Linked DNA regions of Mus musculus: region 2 is linked to region 1. A link is a loop called in an ENCODE intact Hi-C map of the cell type or tissue named here. Cell type or tissue: heart. All regions are shown on one strand. Links, peaks and the distances in the headings refer to the core of each region. The heading gives the core; the rest is flanking DNA. Region 1 holds the start of Gsk3b (glycogen synthase kinase 3 beta). Region 2 holds the start of Cox17 (cytochrome c oxidase assembly protein 17, copper chaperone).

What was found. A loop is a pair of places that touch in the nucleus more often than their neighbours do. Peaks named below come from ENCODE experiments on the same cell type or tissue, not always from the same donor. Only the 100,000 strongest peaks of a DNase experiment are listed, where the experiment ranks them.
Region 2: it touches region 1 in a loop (2.0-fold over the local background); 2 of 42 quality-filtered maps call a loop at or near these places.

Annotation. Positions count from the first base shown.
Region 1 is chr16:38,085,837-38,091,213 of GRCm38, reverse strand. It overlaps Gsk3b (glycogen synthase kinase 3 beta), which reads right to left and starts at 2,213. Exons shown (of 11, transcript NM_019827.7): 1 at 601-2,213. The coding sequence starts at 688. BC031361 (cDNA sequence BC031361) reads left to right here and starts at 1,954. Exons shown (of 1, transcript NR_033221.1): 1 at 1,954-5,377. In heart, for the core only: a CTCF peak has its summit at 3,509; DNase peaks (open chromatin) are centred at 2,143 and 2,303; H3K4me3 peaks cover 3,940 bases; H3K27ac peaks cover 3,906 bases.
Region 2 is chr16:38,342,608-38,347,984 of GRCm38, reverse strand. Cox17 (cytochrome c oxidase assembly protein 17, copper chaperone) reads right to left here and starts at 986. Exons shown (of 3, transcript NM_001017429.2): 1 at 778-986. The coding sequence starts at 884. In heart, for the core only: CTCF peaks have their summits at 1,889 (motif pointing right) and 2,901 (motif pointing left); a DNase peak (open chromatin) is centred at 984; H3K4me3 peaks cover 1,166 bases; H3K27ac peaks cover 2,601 bases.

The DNA of each region.
Region 1 (5,377 bases), core at 74-5,073:
GGATGGATGCTAGCTTGCCTCCAACGGCAATGTGGGTTACCAAGCAAGTTCATCCCCAGATTCAAAAATACTTTGTGTAGTCACACGGGCAAATAGGAAATATTAGGAGGCTGGGGCATTTAATATCTCTATTTTGAATACAGAACCCTGATAACCTGAGCTAACTAAGATAAACTCCCTCATTCCAGAAGACAAGGACTCGGCAAATGTACATCATGGTTTATTAATCAAGCCTTGTCCTCCTCTTCTTTATTCAAAGGGATGGGCAAGCGAACGCTTCTTCCATCGCTTAACCCGGAGGCACTGGAGCACTTGAAAAGACTACCAGCAGCACGGAGAACGTAAGAAAAGAAGTTTCAAATCCAATCAGGCAAATAAAACTAATATTCTCTCAATCCAAGGTTAATGAGGCGGGGGGAGGGGGTACGGGAATGGGAGGAGGAAAAGGAGCCTGCCTCTTCTTGACTCAAGGCTGGTTTTGCCCTTTTCCACGACCACTGACTGTTCTATCAGGTCTGTTAGTGTAAGATCCTGGTATTTCGAGGTTTCTTATCTAAATGGTAAGGTGGAGGAAGGGTGTAAAATAAAATCGATACTCACTGCTAACTTTCATGCTACCAAAAGCTGAAGGCTGCTGCACTGGCTTGCAGCTCTCCGCAAAGGAGGTGGTTCTCGGTCGCCCCGACATGATGGCTCTTCTTGAATCACCTTTTCCTTCCTTAATCCTTTTCTTCCTTTTGTTTTATGTTAGGGTGCTAGGTTAATGATAAATGCAGCATTAAGTTCTCCCGCAAGAAAGAGAAAGAAAGACTTCGTTCTCTTGGCTTTTCACTCCTTTTGTATAGCTATTTAAGAAGAAGGAAAAAAAAAAGGAGCTATGTATTTCTTCAAGACAGATCGGTACGGATATTTAACACATAGATGATTTAGAGCTGGGAGAAAAATACAATTCTTTCACCTCCCTTTCCTGGAAGAGGAGAAAAAGGGTGGAGTGGAATCCTTAAAAATATATATATATCACGTGAACGAGGGCAAATACTTGATTGAAAATAAGTACTCTGAGTATTATATTTTTCCTCGGGGATTTTTTTCCGAGTCAATGAAGAAGGGAAGCGGCGGAAGGATCACGAGCCTCACGCTTGAAGAGAAGGGGGATGGGAAGGAGGGAGGAGATGGCTCGGAGATGCGACGGCAAACGCTGCGGCTCCGGCAGCAGCGGGATCCGGCGGTCTGACGGCGGCGGCGGCCGGGTGAACCGGAGGGCAGCGCAGTCGCGAGTCAGCGGCGGGCGGTGGCGGCGGCTCCTCTCCTCATTGCGCCAGGAGCAGCTGCAGGCGGTGGCTGGATCCAGCGGCCATGGCGGCAGCGGCGGCGGAGGCAGCTCCCTTCAGACCCCAGGCAGCGGCTCCCTGACTGCTCCCCATACGCCGGGGACATGGGAACCAGGCAACCGCTTCCGTCCCTCGGGGTCCCCTCCCCCGTCCGTGGCCCCGGCACGGCCGGCCTCCGCCCCTCGCCTTTGCTCAGCGGCTGCTCGGGAAGTGTCCGCGCTGTGCCCGGAGCCCGAAGCCCTGTCAGCGGCTGCAAGGCCGGCTCCTCCTTGCTGCCTTCCTTCCTTTGTCACTCGGCCCAGGCGGCGGCGACGGCGGCGACACAAGCCCGCATTCGGCCGGGTCGGGGGCTGCTCTGTGCGAGGCGCGCCGTCTGCGCAGCCGCCTAGCCCTTCCCCACTCCCCCTCCCCCTTCCTACTCGTCCTCCGCCTCCTTCCTCCCCCACCCAGCCCTTACACCGCCCAGCGCCCCGCCGCCCGCGTTACAGGCGTCTGGGAATCGCTCGCCGAGCCCGCGCCCGCCAGCTTCGGCTGTAGAGCCGAAACCCAAGCCGGAACCAATCAGAGACGTCGCTTGCTTGCAGCTCCTGCCGGAAAAAGCCGAGCGACCTGGATAACCAATGAGGAGACGCCGCTGGGAGACCACGCCCCAGCAACGAGGAATGCCGAAGGTAGCCGAACAGAAGGGAAGAGGGTTCTCCTTGTCCTGTGGCTGGCTAGAGAGAAGAGTCGACAATAGCGACAGTGGCCAATCAGAGCTGTTGGCCCTCAGGGAAAAGCCTCAAGAGTTAAGGACGGCGAAACTCCCGAGTCGCGGGAGGAACTGCACGGCTGGGCGCCGCGCCCGTTTCCTCATTGGCTGGACAACTCCGCTGGGCGTGTACCTTTCTCGGTGATTGGTGAAGGGAAGGGGGCTTCCGAGGACATCGGGCCAGTCAGAGCCTCCCCTCCCTCTTTGAGGCGGGGAGAAGAAGAAAGCGGAGGGAGGGCACCTATAAAGTGCCATCTCATTGGTCTGCAGCGTCGAGCTGGAGCGCGGGGGGAGGGGAGCTTCGAAAGGGAGAAGGAGGGTGCAGGAGCCCGTGGCGGCGGCCAATAGGCGCTCACTGCTGTGCAATCGCAAGACCTAGCTGCAGTGGGATTGGCCTCGGGTGGTCCCTAAGCGGGCGGACGGGATGAGTGGTCGGCCTGCATCTGCTTTCCGAGCCGACGCTCGTGCTGGCTGTGCAGCCCGGTCCGACAATGCTGCGGTCGGAGGGTCGGGCCCCGAGCGCTCTAGTGGGGCGTGAGGCCGTCCCCATTCCCGGGAGCTCCGCGGGGCGCGGCTTACCAAGTGCGCCCGAGGCTCCCCACCGCGCGTGCTGAGCCTATGAGAACGTCTATTCTCTGAAAGACGTAGGGCGCCGTGGCCGGGGCCGAACCCTCTAGCGCTTAAATGGGAACAAAGCTTCCAGAGAAGGAGAGCCTCTGGGCAGCCGCGCCCGCCCATCGCGGGGGGCCGCTGATCTCGTGGGGGGGGGGGGGGGAGCCCTTTGCAGCAGGCGCACAAGGCCAGACCAGGCCTTCTGGAAACGCCCCCGAGAGATGAGCTCATGCTAGATGAGCGCGGTCCATGGGCGCGACTGTCCAGCGCAAAAGCAGCCCCGAAAACAGGTGAGGGGAAATGTGGTCAGGACAGTACCTCGAATCCTAGGAGGAAGCTCAAGTCAGAATTGCTCGCAGCAGTTTTTAGTGTTATTGGATGATCAGCACACTGCTGCCTAAGTAGGTTTCACATGTAGTCCAGCGTCCATTGTTCTACAAAGGAGACCATTGCCTTGGTCCATCCGAGAGCTGTGTGGCGTGGCTACTACGACTAGAGTAAGTTAGAGTGGACACTGGCAATCCTGACTGTAATCCCGTGATACTTGTAATACCCACCCGCATAGTCATCTCTTTCTGTTGAGATGCTATCTCCAGAAAGCACATGTAAAAGTACACGTACTTGATCAGATTGCTTAGCTATTGCTTTAAAATCTGATGAGGGACTTGGGACAGAACAAAGTAAGCTTTGAAGGGAGCCAGTAAAGGTCTGGATAGTGTTTGCAGACTCAGATGTCTGTAGAGGCCTGGCAAATAAAGCGAATGACACCGGCCTGGTGGAAGACAATAGGAATGTTAGATGATGTGGAAACGGGAGTTCCATCCATGCCCTTAAGGGGGTCCACCATTAAAATAATCGTATTCTCCTTTTTTTTTTTTTTTAATTACCAAAACCATAACGTTGAAGTTTTATGTGTGATCTCTAAATCTGACGTGTTGGCAACCGATATGCCGAAACCACGTAGACCAACAAAGTAAAAAATCCCAGGAAAATGTGCCCGACAGGCAGCCAATTTGTAATCTCATTCCTTATCGGAGACTTTATGCCTCAAGTGCAGAAGAGACTCTTGTTCTTCACAATTAAAATCGTCTATAAGGTAGCCCGATGCCATGGGGGAGGGTAAAGAATCTTAAAAGCAGCCGCCTTGCTTGGCAACTTTGTCATTTGAATGGTGCCTCTCCATGCTATTATGAAAGACCTTTGCCACTGTTCCTAAACTGCTGTGGTGCAGAACTTTAAATCCTCCCTACCTAATTATACCAGCAGGAAGGTAAATAACAAGGGTTTAGTTTGCAGAAACTGGCAACGTGGCTATTCTTGTATATAAAACTAGTTCAAAAATAGCCTACCTTAGGGTTTTGATTAGTAACTTTTTTGTTGCCTTCAGATATTTTTAACTCAATTGAAAAAAATCTTTTCATAGGAAAAAAATACATATTTCAGTCCACAAATAGGACTTGGAGAAGGAAAAGTTTATTTAATAAAACACAGAACAGCCAGCCAGGTGTGGTGGGGCACACACTCTTTTAATCCCAGTACTGCAGAGGCAGATGAATCACTGAGTTCAAGACCAGCCTGATCTACATGAGTTTCAGGTGGGGGTCGGCCATATGGACCCCACAGACATACTGAAACTTAACAGTCAGTACTGGTTTTCTGACTTTGAAAACCTCTCATTTTGCCTTCCTACATGGTGAGGACTACTGGGAAAAGTATTAGTGCGCCTTGAAAGTTAACTCATTTTTGCAAGACCCACAAAGTTAAGGCAGCAGAACCGGGGTTCACATCCCTTGTTCTTTGCCTCTACTCCACAATTCTCTCTTGGTACAGTCCCCACATCCCCCAGATTCTGCTAAAGTGCTAGCTGTAGAAGCCTGACTACCTAAATTCAGTCTGCAGAATGCACCTAAAGGCCAAGGAGAGGGCCAAATCCATTAACTTGTCTTCTGGCCTCCACGTCTGTACATCATGGCACATACCAGTCACACAATAATAGTAAAAGGCAGATAGCTTACTCACCCAAGAGTTCCCCCGTTTGGCTAGACTGATTGGCCAGTGAGCTCTAAGAATCTACCTGTCTCTGTCCCCCAATTTTGGAGTGGTAAGCACCCCAGCTTTTATGTGGGTTCTAGAAATCTAGACCCTGGTCCTCACACTTTAACCACTGAGACATATCCCCAATCCTAGAATACCTACTTTTATTTATATTGTTTTAATTGAATGGCTATAGGGTGTTTCTTCTGTATGTATATCTATGTTTGGTACCTACAGAGGCATCAGATCCTCTGGAACTGTAGTTGCTGACAGTTGTAAGCTGTCATGGGGATGCTGGAATTGAACCTGGATCCTATGAAAGAACAGCCAGTGTTCTTAACCACTGAGCTATCTCTCCAGGCCCGAGAATATACAATTGGCTGTTTGAGAGCTGGCAGAGTGGCCTGTCAGGCAAAAGTACCTGCTGCCTAACCTGACGACATGACTTGCATGCTCAGAACCGACATGGTAAAAGGACAGACTCAGCCCATGCAAGTTCAAGAACAAGCCCACACGTGGACACACAACAACAACAGCAACAATTGTAAATGTAATTTTTAAAACCTGCCATTTGAGTTGCTGACTTGATTTTCATTTAAAAAAAAGTAGTTAATAAATTTTGGCTTGGGGTTAGGGTAGGCTTCCTAAC
Region 2 (5,377 bases), core at 60-5,059, 260 kb before region 1:
GAACCCAGGCTACATAAAAGGGAGGAGACCAAACAAAACCTTTTGTGACTTGATGATAAAGTCGATGAACATTAATATCACCTCTGTCCTGTAGACAAGTTTTACAATTTGTTTTTATGTGTATAGGTGTTTTGCCTGCACACCATGTGTGTGCAGTGCCCGCAATAGCTAGAAGGGGGTGTCAGATTATTCTGGGGTTGGAATTACACAAGATTGTTAACAGTCGTGTGGGTGCTGGGAATCGAAACTAGGCCCTCTGGAAGGTCAACCAGGGCTTTTATCCACTTAGCCATCTCTCCAGCTCCAGACAGGTTGACTTTTAACTTCTTGGAAAGGGTATCCCTTCAGAAATGTATCCTGTGTTCTACTATTCACACGTTTCGACCAAAAAAAAAAAAAATTACTAAAGATTACCTGAAAAATTTACACCTAGGTCTTAGTAAATCTATCACAGCTGGTGGTATAGTATTGGCTGGTAACAAATCTCCACATATTTTAAATGCCTTTAAATCAAGAAGCATCTTTACGCACTTCTATTTATCTGGGTCTTATCCCTAAGAAGACTAAAATGCAATCGTAGTAAGGAATGAAGGACGAGAACCTTGGGATCAATGTAACCTCTTGCCCTCTCCGTTGACCCCTAACTGAGACTGGGGTGCGGGATCAGGGAGCAGAGAGGACAGCGGAACTATGGGTCCCTGCATCTCCAGAGTCCCAGAGAGCAGAGTGGAGCCGAGCTGCTAAAGCCCGGGCTTCCCTCCCGGGCTACGCACTGACCACGCATCACGCGCCTTCTTGGTTTCCGGGCAGGCACAGCAGGGCTTCAGTGGCTTCTTCTCCTGAGCCTCGGGCGGGGCAGGGCTAGCGGCCGCCAGTCCCGGCATCTTTCCAGGCGAAAGCAACTATGAGCGCACACGCGCAAAGCTCCCAAACTCCGACTACCCTGAGCCGTCTGTCTCCACTTCCGCAGTCAATCGAAGGGGGACAGGAAGTCCCGCCTCTCCGGACGGAAGTAAGTCTAAGAAGCGCGTGCGCAAAAGAAGTGGTACAAGGCCTCGCTCCAAGGGCGTGGCGTCAGCGCTGGCGCAAAGGTTAAAAGGTCACCCAGAATGGTTTTTGTTTTTGTTTTGTTTTTGAGATTGTAATTTAATTACATCATTTTCCCTTTCCCTTTCCTTTCTACAAATCCTTACATATACATACCCATTCCCCACTATCCTTCAAATTCATGGCCTTTTCCTCCCTAATTGTTATTGCATGCTTATATGTATACATGCATACATATATTCCTATATGACCCATTCAGTCCAGTATAATGCTAACTGTATTCGTATTTTCAGGGCTGACCTTTTGGTACTGGACAAGCAGTAGCAGATCCGGGTTCCACCCTGGGATATTTTATGGTCTTTCTTCCTTCCTGCTTTGTAGACATTCTGCAGATACAGATACAAAGGCCCCCTACCTCCTATTTCTCTCCGGCATATATGCTAAATTTTCAGATAATATATCATGACACAGTAGTCATGAAAGAAGATAAGATTTTTTTCTACTTTCAACAACTGTGATGGGCTGTCTCTGTCTCTCTGTCTCTGTTTCTCTCTCTCTCTCTCTCTCTCTCTCTCTCTCTCTCTCTCTGTGTGTGTGTGTGTGTGTGTGTGTGTGTGTGTGTGTGTGTTTTGGATAAGTAAATGACATGGTAACTGATACTGAAAGTGTAACCCCCTCAGTAGAGCTCCATTGCTTCAAATCAACCATTCTAATTGTATTCAAGTTCACTAAGATGTACAGCATTGAGTGGCTTCCTTAAACTAGCTGTAGGTCAGGAAAAAAGTGGTTTGTAGTTATTTATTGTATGTATCTGAGTACACTGTAGCTGTCTTCAGACACACCAGAAGAGGGCATCAGATCTCATCACAGATAGTCATGAGCCACCATGTAATTGCTGGGAATTGAACTCAGAATCTCCAGAAGAGCAGCCAATACTCTTAACCAGTGAGCCATTTCTTCACACACACCCAAAAAAGTGGTTTTAATTTTAATATAAATATTTATAGACAAAGTCTCTAGCCTAAGCTGGCCTTGAATGATCTGTGGATGACCCTGAACTGATTATTAAATGTTGGAATTACAAGTGTGTGCCATCCTTTCCTGGTATATAAGGACTTCCTGCATGTTAGGCAAATAGTCTACAAACTGGGTTACATACCCTCAGCTCCTAAACTGGTTTTATTAATTGTGCAATCAGATATTTGTCATTATACCAATTAACAGAATTAAAAATGCCTTTTCCTGGCATTTCTTAAATTCAACTAGGATCAATATAATCTTCAGCATCACAGCTTCCCTGTATAGAGTTGAGCGTGAGAGGCATTTAATCTTCATAACAAACGGAGGTTCAGAAGGGCATATGATTCATTCAGAGCTACATAGCTCATGAGGTTCCATCTCTCCCCATGGTCCATGCACTATCCTGTGCAATGTATCTAAAGGCAAAGTAACTTTCACTTTCAAACCACTCACCTGTATTTACTGGCGCTACTGCATTTTTGTGTAGAGTAAATGAACAAAGAAGAAAAAGAGTAGAACTGGAAAATGTAAGGATTGTGAGGACTGACTTTGATACAAATTGTAGACCACAAAAAGAAGGAGCAGAGGAGGAGAAGGAGGAGGAGGAGGAGGAGGAGGAGGAGAATTGGAACTTTATTGCAACTGATAAGTTTTCCTCTCATTTTTCCCTTTGTGAAGGAAAGTTCCTGGCTTGAACCACACATCACTCTGAACTTCCTGAAAGGCTGATCAACTGATTACAATTTTAGAGATCTTAGTAAGGCTGGAAGGTTGCTGGATTATAGCCAAGTAGTATTGGAGCAGCTTTAGTCCCCACATAGTGGTCTTTTACTGCCCCCTTCTGTATGTGATCTAACATCTTTGTGAGCATTAGGTAAACCCTTTGGAATCTATGAGCAGACCCCCTCCCCCCAACCCCCAGTTCCCACCAACCAAAAGGCTGAGAAGATCATCAGACACCATCTGAGGCTATGGCTGAGATTTTCTTACCTTCCTGTGACCTGTCCACCTAATGTTTTTACCGCTGTGTATGGGAAGTGTCTTGATTTATGATTTTGCTTCTTTACTATAAAACTACATGGGAGTGTCATATCACCATACTGGAATGTGGAATTTAGGGTAGTGTGAAACTGTTCCCAGACCCATAATCATCCATATTTGTTCCCAGAATAAACTGTCTCTTATCCCGTGTGTGTGTGTGTGTGTGTGTGTGAGAGAGAGAGAGAGAGAGAGAGAGAGAGAGAGAGAGGGAGAGGGAGAGGGAGAGAGAGAGAGAGAGAGAGAGAGAGAGAGAGAGAGAGAGAGAGAGAGAGACTGGTACTGATTAACAACAGTCCTCTCAGGGAAAGAAATCTCCTTCTTCTTGCTTCCTTTAACTAGATGCTTCTGAGACTGTAATAAACCCTATAGACTGTCTCTTGAGTGCTATGACCTACAATAGCTGCTTCTTTGAGGTAAAATGGCCTGCCCATGGAAAAAAAAAATACAGAGCAATCTGGGAAGGATGAAACGAACACATTCCAGCACTCGGGAGGCCAGAGCAGGAAGAATCAGAGTTCAAGGCCAGCCTGGGTCTCATAGCAAGGTCCTGTCTATAAAACAAACAAAAGGTCTCCTTTCCAGTGGGAGACATTTACTAATTTGTACTCACCAGCTTAACTCTTGTTTTAAGATGGTCTAATTAACTTATCCATTCGGGTTACTTTTTCCTTTTACCCTTGATGAATGAGTAAGCATTAAATTTCACTTTTCTTTCTCTGCCCACGTGCTTGTAGACTGAGATGGTTTATTTTATATTAAGTGGACATTAAGAATACAAAACATGGGCTGTTGAGATGACTCAGCAGGTAAGAGCACTGACTGCTCTTCCGAAGGTCATGAGTTCAAATCCCAGCAACCACATGGTGTCTCACAACCACCCATAATGAGATCTGACGCCCTCTTCTGGTGTGTCTGAGGACAGCTACAGTGTACTTATGTATAGTAATAAATAAATCTTTTTAAAAAAGAAAAAAGAATACAAAACATAACGCAGTTATTGTTTCCCATTTAATCCCAAGACAAACATTAATAAGATATTCCCTAGAGAAGAGCTATGGTAAGATGTTAAATTGAAGGGCCTGAGAGACAGCTTAGTGGGTAAAGACACAAGTCACTGAGCCTGATGACCTGCCTTCAGTCTCAGGACTCAGATGGTAGTATGCAGTTAACAACTCCACACATGTACTATCGTGTGTGCGTGCACATAGTATTTGCATGTCTGCCTCTGAATTTAAAAAAAGGAAAAAAAAAAGCTTTCCATTTCCTCTGGGAAAATACATATCATACAATGTTCTCTGATTTCTGGATGCCTGGAAAGTCTGAGTTTTACCACATTTGCAAGCCAGTTCATATGTGATGGCTGAAACTATCAAACTCCTGGGCTACAGATAAAGGACATTTTATCACTTGCAGCAGGGCATTATACAAGTTTCCAGAATCTCATTTCCCATGGGCAATGTGAAAAAGACCAAATAGTACAAAATTCTTAAGGACAAGAACTAAGAATGTCTCACTCCCTTTGGCTTAAAGGGCAACACTGTCTCTATCACTGTCTCTATCACCCATCACTCTTTCCTACTCAGAGTCAAGGACAGACAGTGGCCCCTCCCTTATAAGACAAAGGGAATCAGCCCCTGTGTAGAGTTCTCTCAACATGATTAGAATTGGGCTGGAGAGATGGCTCAGCGGTTAAGAGCACTGATTGCTCTTCCGAAGGTCCTGAGTACAAATCCCAGCAACCACATGGTGTCTCACAACCATCCCTAATGAGATCTGATGCCTTCTTCTGGGGTGTCTGAAGACAGCTACAGTGTACTTACATATAATAATAAATAAATCTTAAAAAAAAAGATTAGAATTAACTTTGTTAGTGATAATAGCGAGATTATTTTGGACTAGTGTGTATCTCAGTAGTAGAGTGCTTATAGCATATGTGAGACCCTAAATTCAATTCCCAATGCCACAAAAATAATGAATGAATAAATAAATGAACAATATTAGTTCGAGGCGTTGGCTAATTTTAAGGTAAAATGATACTATGAAATTTCTTTTTAAAAGAAGAATGGATCATGGGCAAAAGCTGACCCATTTCTGCCTCTCTAGTTTTCATTGCAGGATTTATTTATTTATTTATCTATTTAAAGCAGAGACTACGCATGCACCATAATACCAAGAGCAGCAGCCTGGAGATAGAGTTCCTATTACAGAAGCCAATGTCCGCTTTTATACTGCTCCAAGGCCCAACACACAGGAACTTGGATTTCTCCAC